Regions from separate parts of the Homo sapiens genome. Here region 2 is linked to region 1. A link is a loop called in an ENCODE intact Hi-C map of the cell type or tissue named here. Cell type or tissue: Caco-2. All regions are shown on one strand.

Evidence for each region. Hi-C counts contacts between places; a loop is a spot of excess contacts. Peaks named below come from ENCODE experiments on the same cell type or tissue, not always from the same donor. Only the 100,000 strongest peaks of a DNase experiment are listed, where the experiment ranks them.
Region 2: a loop joins it to region 1, with 2.6 times the contacts of the local background. A loop is called at or near these places in 6 of 110 quality-filtered maps.

Annotation. Positions count from the first base shown.
Region 1 is chr2:149,326,126-149,334,125 of GRCh38, forward strand. LYPD6 (LY6/PLAUR domain containing 6) reads left to right here and starts at 4,462. Exons shown (of 5, transcript NM_194317.5): 1 at 4,462-4,597. It overlaps MIR9899 (microRNA 9899), which reads right to left and starts at 4,248; the gene lies at 4,153-4,248. RefSeq lists a silencer at 4,079-4,548. In Caco-2, a CTCF peak has its summit at 3,202; DNase peaks (open chromatin) are centred at 3,856, 4,286 and 4,646; H3K4me3 peaks cover 2,273 bases.
Region 2 is chr2:149,016,093-149,024,092 of GRCh38, forward strand. KIF5C (kinesin family member 5C) reads left to right here. Exons shown (of 26, transcript NM_004522.3): 26 at 6,986-8,000. Among named protein-coding and RNA genes, the nearest start is that of LYPD6B, 19 kb to the right of the region's middle. In Caco-2, a CTCF peak has its summit at 1,473 (motif pointing right); DNase peaks (open chromatin) are centred at 1,469 and 4,519.

The DNA of each region.
Region 1 (8,000 bases):
GTTTTTGGGAAAATGGCACTGATAGATTTGTTCAATGCAGAGTTACTTCAAACCTTCAATTTGTAAAAAAAAAAAATGCAGTATCTTTGAAATGCAATGAAGTGAAGTGAAATAAAACAATGTATGTCTGTATGTAGGAGTAGGATTATTGGGCTATATGGTTAGGTGTATATTGAACTTTATAAAAGTGGCCAAACTATTTTTAGTGCGGACATACCATTTTGCACCCTCACCAGTGTGGTATGAGAGTTTCAGTTGCTCTGCAGCCTCATCAACACTTGGTATTGTCAGGTTTTTTTTTTTTGCCATTCTAATAAGTGTCTAGAAGTTATCATTGCAGTTTTAATTAGCATTTCACTAAAGACTAATGATATGAGTATCATTTCATGTGCTATTTGTCACCCATATATCTTCTTTGGTAAAGTGTTTGTTCAAATCTTTTGGCCATTGAAAAAAATTTGGTTGTTTTCTTATTGCTGAGTTTTGAGAGTTCTTTGTATGTATTAACTACAATTCCTGTGTCAGGTGTATGATTTGCAACTATTGTCTCCCTGTCTATTCTTGTCTTTTCATTCTCGTAACCGTGTTGTTTGCAGAGAAAATGTTTTAACTTTTAGAAAGCCCAATTGATTTACTTTTTGTTATGTATTGTGCTTTTTGGCTTTGCATTTTCAACCTTCAATTTTTATATATTAAAAGTAAAATTTCTAAAAAAAGATTTCCTCCTAGCAATAGCAGATTATCTACATGTATGTAAATAATAATTACCTATATCTCCTAAATGTGAAATTAAATAAGACATTAGACAATTTGTGCAGAAAAAACAAATTAAAGTTAAGAAAGATGAGACAAGGATCTAATAATTTTTAAAACACGGAACTAATGTCTTTTCGATTTTGGATAATAGTTGCATGTAGACACATGAAATAAAATGCCTCATGGGGTTTCAAATACCCATTCATTTATTTACCCATTCATTTTAGAATATTTACTGAGCACCCACTATAAACCAGGCACTGTGTTCTACGTGGGGGCATATGGATTCATATGATGGGACAAAGAACTTGCAATAAATAGATCAATGGATAACACAATGTGGTAAGAACTGTGATTGACATATATTCAAAATGAACCAGGTTTCTTTTTTTTACATGTGGTAGTGTCATCATGCCTATCTCAGTATGAAATTGTTCATGTGACTATTTGATCTAAAGTCTTTCTCTCCTACTCAGGTGATGGGTGCACTACAATCTGACTTCACCACTATACAATTCACCCATGCCAAAAACCACTCGTACTTCCAGAGCTATTGAAATAAAAATATACATTAATTTAAAAAATCAGAAAGGGCTGCTTTTAAAATAATCAATAAACAAGGCTGGGCATGGTGGCTCATGCCTGTAATCCTAGCACTTTGGGAGGCCAGGATGGGCAGATTACCTGAGGTCAGGAGTTCAAGACCAGCCTGGCCAAAATGGTGAAACCCCATCTCTACTAAAAATAAAAAAATTAGCTGGGCATCAACAACTCAGGAGGCTGAGACATGAGAATCACTGGAACCTGGAAGGCAGAGGTTGCAGTGAGCCAAGATTGTGCCACTGCACTCCAGCCTGGGTGACAGAGTGAGACTGTCTCAAAAACAAAAACATGAAACAATAACAACAAAAAATAATCAATAAACAGATCTGTAGTGAGAGCTGGGCAGGTTGGGAAGGTGCAGGGTGAGACCACCTATGGTAAATGTGAGCTGGCAGACTCAGCAGGGGTGAAACAGAGGATGGCACTCAGCCATGTTGGGCAGGGGTGAGAAGGAGAGGGCTTAAAATAAATAAATAAATAAAGTGCGTCTCTCTCTTCGTGCACTCCAGGAGTGTAAATACAATGTATGTTTTCTTCATCGCGTCACTTTGCTCCAGCCTGGGCAGCAGAGTGAGACTCCGTCAAAAAAAAAAAAAAAAAAAAAAAAAAAAGCTTGCTTCTGATGTACAGAAAGAAGGCGTTGCTTAATTCTGCCCCGGGCAGTTTCGAAGACTTGATTTTTAAAAAGGTGGTATTCGAAGTGAATCTTGAAGCAAAGATAGGAACTTGCTGTTGGGGCAGGAGAGAGTTGAGAAGGAAGAGAAGCACAGCATTCTAGCACTATGAAATCTTAGACATGGGTGTGTGAAGGTCCACGGACAGGCAGTTGTAGGTGGAGCAGAACCATCCTGCCTGCGGAACTGTGAGGACAGAAGATGAGACCAACGTGGAAAGCTGGGAACGGACTGGGAAGGAAACGCCTTGCCAACCAGGCTCCATTTGAACTTCCTCACAGTGGGGTTGGAACTGAAGAATTTTAAGCTTGAAAGTGACATGATTACATTAGTGATTCTGAAATAGAGAGGGCAGCGTGTGGTCGACTGGAGAGCAGAGCAGTGAAAGCCTGTTGCTGAAGCGCTGGTAAGGCATGATGAGGTCTGGCAGTGAAATAGAGATGCTGGGAGGGATGGATCTAGAAGTCATCCTAGGAGACAGAAACACAGGACTGGGCGATTGACAAGATGTGAAGGGAAAAGCAGAAGGAAGATTTAACATTTTCGCTCTTCTGATGCCTGAGGAGTGTTGTATGTTGGTAGTCAACATTTTAAAAAAATTTTTAAATTAATATTAATGTTCTTTAGAAAATACCGTAAAGTATAAAGAACAAGAAAACCATCCATTATCCCAACACGCAGAGATAACCACTGCAGACATTTCATATGCATATCTTTCCAGCCTTCTTTGAAAATATATTTCTGAAAAGAGATCCTAAGGGTTCCATCTCTACCAGGAACTCGGCTCTCATAAACTGCATTAATACGTTGAACTTCACTTTGAACCCAAATATGAATATTTTCACTAAACTATGCACCGATTTTTTTTAAATAAAGTGAATAAGTACATGGACCGGAACTGCCAACTGGAAACTAAATGAGTGTCAGCAGTGACACCCGGGACATGCCCTCATTAGTAGATGCTAACCCGCAGAGGTAACCTGCCTAGACACGGAGAGACATTTCCAAGTTCAGGTTGATTAATTCATATTCAATTCATTCACCCTGCTGAGCCCTGCAGGAAGACAGCGCGGCAGCGATCTCCACCTTGAGGGGGCGCTAATTATTTTTTGCCTACTTGAACCCTGAGCTTGGGCAAGCCTGTGCACATACACTAAGAGAAAAACTTTCTGAGGTCTAGCAGCTGTCGATCAAAAATAGGTTATCCTAGGCCCTTCCAAATAGAGGGACTGGGGAAGGAAGTTTAATTTAAAAAAGAGTAAGAATGTTTTTATGTTGGGATGGATAGATTATTGGGAAGGCAGGGTGATTCAGGAGAGGCCTGAAAAAATGCTCCAGGGGTAGAAAATCCAAGGAGAAGGTGGAGGGGTCTCAAAGATCGACAAATAGCCACATGGCGGGCCGCCCTTACGAAGGTAGCCTTGCAGGCCAAGTTCGGGGGGAGGTGGGGAGGCTGGTTCCGAGTTTCCGGGCATATCCGTGGAGTCCTTCCAGACCTTCCTGGGGACCTTCCCCGGTCACCCCGGCTCCCCGCCGGCCCCCCGCGCTGCTCAGGGGAGAGTAGGACTATGACCCACTTCCACTCTAAGGCTCTAGATCGAACCGTCCAGGGGGGTCAAACACGATTTACAACAAGGAAGAGAAAAACCAATACGTCCCAAGAGGGCTGCAGGGGCTTTAACTGGAGGAAGGGTTGGGCAGAGGGTGGCAGTATTATGCCCTGGACTTTTTTGCACCAAACCCATAACCGGATTCCCACTTCCTAAGACCTGCCTTCCTGGCTCTTCCCACCGCCTCCATGCTCCGCCCCGCAGCTTAGGTCTTTTACTGCAAACGTCAAGTGGTCTCCGCCTTCCCTGGGTTCGGAGCTTCACTTGCTCTTGAGCTCTGCGGTCCGGCGGATTTCGCGGGGCCCAGGGGATGGCGGGGAGTGAGATTTGGCCAGGGTCATTTCACACTGCCGGGCCTGCAGCCACGCACGCAGCTGCTGGCCCGGCTGAGGCTGGCGGCTAGGGAGAGGCGCCAGGGGGTCGCGCACAGGAAGGTATCGGTGCACCCTGAGCAAACACTGCTCGCTTCCAACGCTCACTGGGAACAGGCTTCCCGGGAAGGTCCCAAATCTCTCCAGTTCCGCTCACCCTGCGGGCGGGAGCGCGGCGCCCGGGTGCCCCACCTGCGCCGGGCGGTCGGCTCCCGCTGGCCGGAGTTTGCAGACTTGGCGCTCAGGCCGATTCTCCCGGAGTTGGGCCGCGCGCGCCGGGCCAATGAGCGCGCCCCGCGGAGGGCTCCGCTCCCCCCGCGCGCGCTGATTGGTCCCGCGGCCCTCGAGGCCGGGCCGGCCGCGGCTGCGGGCGGCGGCCAGTGCCCGGCGCGAGTGGGAGTGGCGCGCGCGCCCCTAGCCGCCCCCCGCCTCTCCCCGCTGCGCTCCCTCGCTCCTTCCCTGAGCTCCCGGGCTCCGGCAGCGGGCTGGCGGGGCGCCGCATTGCACACTCTGGGGGCGCCGCAGTGTTCGTGGGATGGGGCAGCGGGCTGCAGCTGGCGGCCGGAATCCGCGCGCAGCCCGGGTGAGTAGAGGCGGGCTTCCCGGGAGAGCACAAAAGAACAGGGGATTGGTGCCAGCGGCCCCGGCTTAGGCGGGGCCTGGCCAAGGCAGGGAGTGCGCTGAGTCCCTGGAACTACCCGATGCTAGGGCAGTCCCCTGGGGCCAGAGGAACTGGGGTCCCGGCCTCCGGCGTTTTGCCCCTAGTGGGCAGAGAGCCCCGCGAGTAGCCTGGACGGGTCCAGAGGGGCGTGTGTACTCGTGTGTGTTGGGCTGGCGCGTGGAGGGTGGGATGGAAAGGTCAGGAGCTGCCAAGTTCAAGGCTGGAGGAACCTTTCCCAGGAGTAATTCAGCATCTTCTCACGGCCCAACATGCGTCCACCAGGAACTCCAGCCGGAGGGAGTTCCTGGGCGGCGGACTGGCAGCACCCCACATGTTGCTGCGGGGCGGGGGGCAGTGGCGGTAGCCCGGCTGCGGCCACCCGGAGCCTCTAAGGGAGGTGCAGTGTGCTGGAGGTACCTCCCCGCCGCTGCAAGACCACGCTAGGCCTTTCAGCCATCCACCCCGACAACCCAGGGAAGGGACCATCCACCCACAGAGTTGGGATTTGGCCTGGGCTTGACTTGGCGACCTGTTTTTCTCTCCGGTAACAGCAGTTCCGTTGATTCACATTTGGCTAAGCGTTCAGTTACAACCTAAAGCTCACTATCTGACGGTCTGACTCGCTCTGACCCCCACCATATCCTCACTATCTCTACCGCTGCCCTCCTCCAGTCCCCTCTCCCGCCCCAGTATCTGCCCTGCTCCTCACTGCGGGGCTCAAAACTTGGTGTTTGAGCATGATTGCCTTCGGTGTGGTCCTTGGCATTTTCAAGTGTCACAATCACATCCCGTTTCCTAGAGGACTCCAAAGACTTGTTATAATGGGATCGGGGGAGAGAATTGGGTGGGGGGGAATGGAAGAGGGTCTTTGGTAGTCACTTGTTGGAAGAACAGCATTGACCTCCCAGAGCATATGACAAAAAGAATGTTAAGCTTCTTTCTATGGTAACCTACCCAAGGTGTGACCTCCAAAATTCAATTTTCTTTGTGGGAGGCAAGGGAGTTTAGATTCTCCAGGGGGAAGCTTATTTCTTGTTAAATTGACTTGCGGTGACATACACACTGTTCTGCTCTGCTCTGGCCAGCCATTGCAGATGCCATGATATTATTAGAGCAATTCCCTTAAAGCCATTACATTTTCTTTCGAGTGAGAGGAACTCGAGCTAGCTGTTTAAAATTTTGGATCTGCACCTTATTTCTCTAGAAGACATTAATGGTTACTGTATATGCGCTCACGTGTACCAAGTTTGCAAAAGGTATTTGTGCAATCGCCCATGAAATGGGTTAATGCACATTTATGTTAAACCCATTTAAATGTAAAACATCTATCTGTTTTCAATTTTAGTTTCCACCTCGACCAAAGGCACCAGACTGAAATAAGACTTAAAAGAGGCTTCCTTGTTTAAATAGAGGTTTATAGAACTCTAGTCCTGAGAGCACACAGTAAGCTTTCTGAGCTTGTAGGCACACAAAGCTTGTTAAAAATTGTGAAATGGTTCCTTGAGTTAGAAATAATGGAAATGCTTCCAGACCAATTAAGACAGACAATTGATGAAGCTACACTCTCAAGCTGTTGACAGTCTTTGTAAGGTGAATGTTTATAGTACATAATGCATAAATCGGGCTGATTCTAGGCAAATAATATCAAGTAAAAAACCATACCATGTGTTGTATCATACTGGATAGTTTATATGGCATATTGAAATCTACTATTAAAGTGTCTGAGGAAATCATATCTTTATCATCCCCATTTCACAGATGAAACAACTGAGGCTTTCAAAGATTGACTTTTCCAAGATCAATAGCAGAGTTCAGTCAAGTGTTTTTCAAATTCTTTCCTACCTCACCCGTTCCCTTCCTTCCTTCCTTTTTGGTGTTTACCTACTTCTTTGTTGTTTACCTACTTCTGATTTCTGCACCTCTTTTTACTGTTTAACCCATAGCTTGAGGGACCATTGTGAATCATCCCCAAAAGGCTTTGCTGTCTGCTCAATATCATTTAGCTCCCACTAAGGTGAGGGCTGATAAAGAATTAAGGTGAAAACTAGGAATAGTTTTAAAGAGCTACCCTTTTCAAAGAGATACGTTATTTTTGCTAATGAGTTGTTAAAGGTACATATAATCAAACCCCTAAAGGATGATGTCCTAATTGTAATGTTTCAGAAAGACAAGTAACAGTAGGAGAGATGTGTGAGAAATATGTAAGTCTCCTATTTTATAAACACACTCCTTATAAGCTCTGTAGACGATTAACAATAGAAATAATAAATGAATATCTCATTAGTGCTATTCTTATTTTAAAAAGAATTGACAAAATAGATGACTTAAATAAAATCAGAACTACTCTGGAAACACAAAAAGCACCCACTTATCAAAAGTCCTGAAATCCTCATTGACTAGTGTACAAATGTAGCAGAAGACATTGGTTAGAGAGAAATCATATTTTTACTTGCAAAGCTAGCAATAAGAAGCGTACAGATATCTGCCTATCTGATTATTTTTTAAGGGCTCATCATCTGCAAATCTTTTCTTGGAAAATGATTGCTTACAATATTTACTTGTGTCATTGCATACTATTTATTAATGAGATTAATCTCATTTGCAATAACGTGGTTAAGTGTTGAGCTTACTACTAGTAAGTCTTGGTTAAGTATGTGGGCTTTGGATTCAAGTCTTGTCTTCACATACACTAACTGTGGGACTTCAAAAAATGATAGAACTTCTCTGTGCTTTAGTTTTCTTATGTGTAAAGCATGAATAATGCACCTACCTCATGCAGTTTTTAAAATTTATTCATGCAGCAAATATTCAGCAATTGCCTATTAGGTACCAGCTCTGCTCTAGATGCTAGGGATACATGTGCAAACTCCTTGCTAATGAAGTTTACCGTCTGGTGCCTGAAATCTAATGACACAATGCATTTAAAATGCTTGGGATGGGACCTTACACCTACCAAATGCCCCGTTATTGTTAGCTGTTGGTATCATACATTCTTTCAGGAACTGTTCAGAGTGCCTACCAGATGTAACACAGATTGCAGCATGTAATGATGAATGATATGTGTTTCAATTCAATTAAGTCTTCTAATGGAAGAGGGGACTCCAAAGAAGGACATCAAGAGTATAATCAGTCTCTAAAAGGGAATTCAATGCTGATATGTTAGGGAAGAAATGAAAAGAAATACTTAATTTACCCATAAGAAAGTGGGAAGCATACGAATTACCTTATAGAAACCCAAAAGTGATAAGAAAAACAAGTCTTGTACCCAAGCTCTGTAAAACACTAAACTCATAGTGAAAACACATAGGGAAAGTAAAGAAAAGAA
Region 2 (8,000 bases), 310 kb before region 1:
AATGAGGGTTATTTGAGGAATGTTACCAAGGCTGATAAGGCAGTAGCTCATGGATCTGGGAGAACCCATCTTCATTAGAGTGGATGGGGAGGGAGTTGAGCCCAAGTAAATGAAGGTGTTGAAGCTGTGGGCAACTTAGATTGTAGCCTAGTGTGAGGGGCCACTGGGGCTGTGGGCGTGGAAGCAGTGGGAGCTGGTTCATGATTAGACAAGGCCACTCTGGGCTGGACCCTGAAGAAGGGGTAGGAATGGGGTAAGCACTGGGGGTTGCCTAGGGCGTCACTGTAGGTGGCCATGGGGGAGGGTCCGGTACCAGACCCAGGTGGTGGCAGCAGGGGAGAAGTGGCCTGAGTCAGTGCCTGCTTAGAGCTGATTCAGCTGTCAGGCTTACTGATGAGGGTTGAGAGCAAGAAGAGGAGGAAGGAAGGGAATCAAGGTAGTTCCTAGATTTTTGTGGGCTCTAGCAGTTAGGGAAACATTGGTCCCTTTTTAACCATGCCAGGGAAAATCGGGGGATGAGCAGGTTTTGTGGGAAAGCTTGGTTTCCATCATGTTGCTTATGTGCTGCCTCTCAGACATCCAGCTGAGCCCACCACGCAAGTGGGTGTGTGGAACAGGTGGCTGGATCCGTGGGTCTGGAGCACAGGAGAGAGGCTGAGGTGAGGCCAGGGCTGGAGAGTTGTGACTTGTAGATTGTGTTTATGGCCACAGGTCTGAAGGAGGCAACCTAGAGAAAAGGTGGGCACAGCAGAGAGGGGAGCTGAGGGGCGAGTTGGACCAGGCCCAGGCACTGGAAAATGGGAAGGCCAGAGAAAAGAGGTGGCACCAGCAGAGGGGCCTGAGGATCATGTGGGGGCACAGAGGTCAAGTGAAGACCTTGACCCTAGAAGGAAGGTGGTCAGCTCAGAGCTTGAGTAAGATGATGACAGAGACTGGGTGGTTGAAGAAGGCCAGGTGGCAGTGACCTTAGCATGGACTAGACAGACTAGGTGAGGAAATAGAGCCGGCAGCTGAACCCACTTTGGGGGTTTTATTTGAAGGAGATCAGAGAAATGGAGCGATGTGGTGGTAAGGTGGGGCTGCGTTGCTTTTCTGTTGTAAGATGGGAGATATTACAGCATAGTTGTGTGCGATGGTGATGGTATAGCTGAGCTGGGCAGAGGAGGAAGCACAGCTGTGGGTGGGCGGTAGATGGGGTGCATTGGGAGGCAAGATCCAGGTCACCTTAGAGCTTGTTTTCTCGTGCAGGCAAGAAGCCAGATGATCAGCTGAGAGAGAGGGAGGAAGCAGGGTCTCGCTCTTGAGACCAGAGACGGTGTAAAATCAACCTCTCAGGCAGTGCTGAGTCTTCTTTGCAGCCCCACACTTAATGTAGACACCTGATTAAACATCTGCCCAGCTCCCTCGTTTTGAGAGCCCTGGAGATCCACTTCCTTTCCAGGCAGTGCTTTGGCAAGCCAGGGGACTTGTTCAAATGTCTCCACCAGATGGCGCCAGTAGGGCATTGCTGAAACCTTAGATGTTTTCTGAAAGACGGAAGGCAGAATGGTCTTTTTTCTTGGTTTTCCTATATTTAGACCATTTTATCTCAAACTTGAGTAGTAAATAGAGTATTTTGAAAGGAATACAATTCTCACAGATCCCCAGAGTTGATTTAAATTATTTTATTATAATACAATTTGCACATTGTAAACAGTATACATTCCCTACTTACAGATCTTATACAACTGTCAAGTCAAAACAAATTTAGAAATTAAATCGAAATAAAACCACAAATAAAAAGTCCAAACCACCAAACTTCACATAATTTAATGAAAGAAGGGCTTTTTCTGAAAATAAAGAGCTAGGTGCAATGCGACCCCGGAGTGCGTTGCTTCTTGTAGAGTTTGGGATGCCTGTTTTTTGTGTGTCGTGGTGTGACTCAATTCTTTCACTCCTGTACTCCCAGCACTCTGAGAGGCTGAGGCAGCAGGATGGCTTGAGCTCAGGAGTTTGAGACAAGCCTGGACAACTTAGCAAGACCTTGTCTTTACTAAAAATAAAAAAATTAGCCAGGTGTGGTAGTGCATGCCTGTAGCTCCAGTGACTTGGAAGGGTGAGCTGGGAGGATCATTTCAGCTGGAGAGTTTGAGGCTGCAGTGAGCTGTGATCATGCCACCACACTCTAGCCTGGGTGACAGAGTGAGATTCTACCTCAAAAATAAATAAACAAATAAAAACAAATACATGAAGATTAGCCTAGTGCCTGGCACTGAACAAGCACTCCGTGCTCATCTGTGTTGTCCTCATCACCTGATCCTGTCTCCTCATTCTACATCCCAAAGAGGCGGGATGAGCTGTCAAGATCCCATAACTATGAGTGGTAGATCCTGGGCTAAGAGCGATGATCTTCTCTGCAACAGTTCTCAAAGTTCTTGGCCTTAGGACCTTTTCTCCTCTTAAAAAGGATCAATAGACTGGGTATGGTGGCTCACGCCTATAATCCCAGCACTTTGGGAGGCCAAGGCAGGAGGATCACTTGAGGCCAGGCGTTTGAAACCAGCCTTAGCGAGACTCTGTCTCAATAATAATAATAATAAAATAAAATAAATTAAAAATTAGCTAGGTATGGCAGCTTACGCCTGTAGTCCCAACCACTTGGGAGGCTGAGGTGGGAAATTGAGCCCAGTAATTTGAGGCTGTGGTGAGCCATGTTTGTGTCACTGCACTCTAGTCTGGGTGACAGAATGACAATCTTTCTCAAAAAAACAAACAAAAAAGGATCAATGAGTTTATATATATATATATGGGTTATATTTATTGATATGTATCATATTAGAAATTAAAGCAAAATATTTAGAATACTGCCGGGTTCATTTAAAAAATAGTAATAAGCCCATACATGTTACCACAAATGTGATTTGTAATGAAAATAACTATTTTCAAAACAAAAAATAGCCAAATGGCATTGTTTTACATTTTTGCAAATCTCTTTGATGCCTGGTTATTTAATAGATGGCAGCTGGATTCCCCCAGCTGTTTCTGCATTCTGTCTGTTGCGGTGTGCTGTTTTGGTTGAAGTATATAAAGATAATCCCCCTTTGTCACACCAGACAAGATTCTTGGCCATTGGACAGCTAAGAAAACTGTGGAATGGGGAAGTTGGGATCATAGTGCCCGTATCACAGGCTTGTCTGGGATTGAATGAGAGAATGTGAAAGAAGAGAGAAAAAAGTCTTAGAAGAATACCTGGCAAAAATTAGGCCCCCGTGCATGTTAGCTAATGTTAAAGTGGTCATGGGGACAGACCTGAAAAGACAGCTGAGGTGGGACTGCAGGGAGAGAGGACAGAAATAACTGTAGGTAGGTGCTGCTATGGCAGAGGACTTTGAAACTGGCAATCTCAACCCAAAGAAGGGAATTGTGGAGCACCCGGAGGCAAGAATTCCTGATTCCATCTACAGCACAGTAGGCTCCTCCACTTTAATACTCCTCAGCTTCATGGTTCTCAGAGTCATAAATTCAGAGCAACTAAAATTGTTCCTCCACAGCAGATTGTACCAAAGCTCCAATGAGATAAATCCACTTCTATTCAGCAGTGATAAGTAGAGTACAATTGGTAATTCTTATAATGTGGGGATTGAATTATAAAAAGGCAAAAGAAAAACTAAAACTATGTACTGTTTGGATTAAGCTTAAATCCACTGCAAGCAATTGCAAAAGCCCAAGTTGGGTGTGAAAACGGTCTCTAAATACTTCTTGCAAAACCCTTGTATAATTAACTTCCTTCATTAGCTTTCCCCACCCCTTCTAAAGAAAGGTGATTTTATTTCCTCCTAAATCTGGTCACACGTTGCCACTTTGAATTACCATCTCCAGTTTGGCAGAGTGCCAGGGGAAGTCCTAGAGCAGGTCAGTTGGTCCAGTCCCCTGCCTCTAAGTGAGTGAGTGGCTACTTGGAAGAGAGTCAACAGGACTGGGTTTTAAAGATTCTCCAGACTCCTCAGTCTCTCTGGGATTAGAACAGACAGAAATGCTTTATCTCAGGGCAAAACCATTTACCTTTAAAATTTATATCTATTTTCTCCCATGAATTTATCTAAGGATATGAAGATCCAGATAGTGGGAAGGATGGATGAGAGCATCCTGCTGGAATCCATGTTTCTTGGGCCTGCTGGAAAGACTTCTCAGCAGACAGGCCTGTAGAGATCCTTAACTGGGGATGAAGAGGAACGCTGCATCCTAGTAAAGAAAGGACCCTTCATTGGCAGAGTTCCTGTGCTTTTCCTCTCCTTTCTCACTCTCCTTGAGGTGACTAAACTAAGCAGGTGGGGCCTCCTTTGTGGCCCCGTGTTTCTTCCAAACTATGAGCCAAAACCTGCTGAATCTTGCCCAGCGGGGATCGGGGGCTTTGACTGAGAGGCCTTCCAGGGGGAAATTGTGTCACTTTATGGTCTGCTGGAGTTATTGAGGCCGCCCCATTGCATTTGTGTCTAGTGCTTGCTGTGTCAACACGGTTTGGCTGCAAACATTGCGTCAGGCCATAATCCCACAATCCAAGGTATGTGCTGGCACCTCTCTGCCTCCAGGCACGCAGAACGGCCATCTCATCCGACCAAGGGGATCTTATCTGACCAGGGGGATAGCGTGCGTGGAGAAATGAACCTGTGAGAAAGTGAAATGGCAGTTTCAGTGGTGGCATTCAGGCAGGCACTCCTATTGGTTTTCAGCTCAGAATGCATTTTAAATAACAACTATGACCATGCTTTTAGGTTTTTCACTTCTAATTCTGGCAATAAGCCCAAAATTTCACCAGAAAGGCCATGTTCTTCCCAAAGACATCTTACTCTCTGTGACTTCTAAAAATGACAGAAATATCACCCTCTAGGGTTGTTTAAGCCCTTCTTAGTTGTGTAGCTTTGCCACTGTGGGTGATTATACCAAATGAGTTCTGTGAATATTTTTTCTTGTCAGTGAAGAGGTGGTTTTGTTTTTGTTTTTGTTTTTTTGAGACTGAGTCTCACTCTGTCACCCAGGCTGGAGTGCAGCAGCATGATCTCGGCTCACTGCAACCTCTGCTTCCCAGGTTCAAGCGATTCTCCTGTTTCAGCCTCCCAAGTAGCTGGGACTACACATACAAGCCACCATGCCGGGCTAATTTTTGTATTTTTAGTAGAGATGGGGTTTCACCATGTTGGCTGGGCTGGTTTCAAACTCCTGACCTCGAGTGATCCACCCGCGTTGGCCTCCCAAACCAAAGTGCTGGGATTATAGGCATCAGCCACTGCACTTGGCCAAGAGGTGGTATTTTTAAAAAGAATGTGTTGTTCTGTTTTTTTTTTTCTATTCAGTTTCTGTTCCGTATTTCTTCTCCCTTTTTCACCCACTTTGCTTGTATCTGCTTTAATAACCCCTTTCTAGACTGAGAATTTTTCTATTTATATGTAACTTACATCCTGCTGATTTATGCAAAATATGTGAGGTTGCTTACAATATTATAACATATAAATCAGAAGAGTGAAGAAAAAAAAGAGCATGGTAGCGGGAATCTGAGATATTACCACAGTTGAGCACCAAATGTTGATATAAGCCTTCTAGAGGCAAAACAGAAAGCATAATGCATAATGTGTCAGGTTACAGAGGGCTTTTTTTTTTTTTTTTTTTAATCAAAAGAGAAGTTGGGCTTTTCTTAGTGGCTGTTGTATTTCCAGTACCAGGTAATTCCATGTATTTCTTAAGGATAAGGCTCTACCTCCCTCTTGTCATCCCTGTCCCCATCCCCTAGAGTACCATGAGCTCTGCACAAAACCTATAGTAAGATCTCAGAGCTAGGGCCTCCAGCCGGTGACAGGAAACAGAGCCTTTCAGTGTCTTCTGAAAGTTGAGCTTACTGATGTTGGGTGCAGGCTGACAGAGGCCATTCAGGCTGGTCTAGACGTTCATCCTGGAGATGCGCCCAGCACCAGCCGAACTTCTGGTGGGAAGTGGAATGAAATGGACAGGGGTGGTCTTTTGGAGAATCTTATTATCCGATGGAGACGAAGCATACCTTTGGGAACTGGGAACCTCTTTCTACAGAGAGTCTGGGTTAGGGGCCTTGTTGCACCTGCTTGCTATCCTAAGTGCAGGCAAATGAGAAATGTTTTAATTTCCCCCTAGGAATGAGAAAATGCATTATGTTACTCTGAATATCCATAGCCTCAACAGATACCGACTTATGGAAGAGAATGTTGAGACTGTCAGGACTAAATACTTAAAGCAAAATCAGGAAATCGGAGGTTGTGCTGTTCATGTGCCACTATCCACATGTGTCTTTTGAGCTCTCAAAATGTGGCTAAGTCCAAATTGAGATGGGCTGAAAGTGTAAAATATACACCAGATTGCAAACACTATTGTGTGAAAAAAAAAATCTCAGTAGTAATATTGTAATGTAAACGATCTCAACATGTAATACCAGTTACATGTTGAAATACTATTTAGGCTATATAAAATATATTACAATTAATCTTACCTATTTCTTTTCACTTTTTAATGTAGCCACTAGAGAATTTAAAATTAAATATGTGGCTTGGCCGGGCACGGTGGCTTATACCTGTAATCCCAGCACTTTGGGAGGCCGAGGTGGGTGGATCACCTGAGGTCAGGAATTTGAGACCAGCCTGGACAACATGGTGAAACACCGTCTCTACTAAAAATACAAAAATTAGCCGGGTGTGGTGGCAAACCCTTGTAATCCCAGCTACTTGGGAGGCTAAGGCAGAAGAATCACTTGAACCCGAGAGGCAGAGGTTGCAGTGAGTCGATATCGCGCCACTGCACCCCAGCCTGGGTGACAAGAGTGAAACTCCATCTCAAAAACAAACAAACAAAAAATATGTGGCTTGTGTTATATTTGTATCTGACAGCTCTGGTCTAAACATCTAGAATTAAACAAAACTTTTTTGAGGAGTAAATTTCTACTGTGTTTTCTAATTCCTATGTTCTCTCTTTGGTTCTCTTTCAACAGATATGACTCCACGTAGCATGTCAAGGACTACATTAATCACCAATTCCTTTATTTTTCCCCCCCTACAGTTTCCATTTTTTTTTTATACTTGCTTACTCCAGCCATCTGCAGTACACCAGTTTCAGGTCTTTTGAGCTGTGTAGAGTTTCTGTGTGTACAGATGTGTGCTCGGACTTTTCTCTTTTTGAGAAATCTGAAGGAGATGGTTGCAGAAGATCCACTTACTACTGAGAACCATTACCACCGACTCGGCCTCCGGGGTGTTGGGTGGTTTCTGGGTGGTTCCTGGAGCCTCCTCTGGGCAGTGCACTGTCCCATCTGTACGCCCTAATGTGCCATTCCCTAGAGGGGAACAACCAAGTGCCGTGGAGGCAGATGATCATGGTCTGCCTCAACTGTCTGGTTTCCTGTAAAATAAACACATTGTTTTATATTTTTAGGGAACAAAAAGTGCTGCTATAGGGTTCAAAGTTTTCCTTCTGAACACTTTTCCGAAACAAATTACCCCAAAGACACATTTTGAATATCCTGGTCACATCTTTGGATCTGTAAAATATACCTTTTAGTATGGCACCTGTTAAAATGCAAAGCAAATTTCTTTGGGGCAGAAAAACAATCTGACAGTAGCAGTGTAGAATTTGTTCATTCAAATACATCTGTGTAAATGCAAAAAGTCATAAAATTCACCTCCGAGCTGCTTGCTTTTGAACCTGCAGCAACTAGTCTTAGCCGGCCCGGTTTGAACATCGTTCTTTCAGAAGTGCTGAAAATGCTGCAAAGTTGGATAAGTGGAAATGTGGCTGCCCCTCTCCTCACTACTTCCTCTCTGATCGTTCTGAAGCTTGCATTGGGAATGGCTGCTTTCTCTAACCATTTTCAGCTTGAGTGGGTATTGCTGAAGAAATCCAACATCATTCCAGCAGTTGAAAAAGGAAGCCTTCGGGAGAAAGTGCTTGTCAAAATTTTGTTCTTTGTGCTTGTGTATGAGTAAGTTGCCATGAATAAGTTATTATTT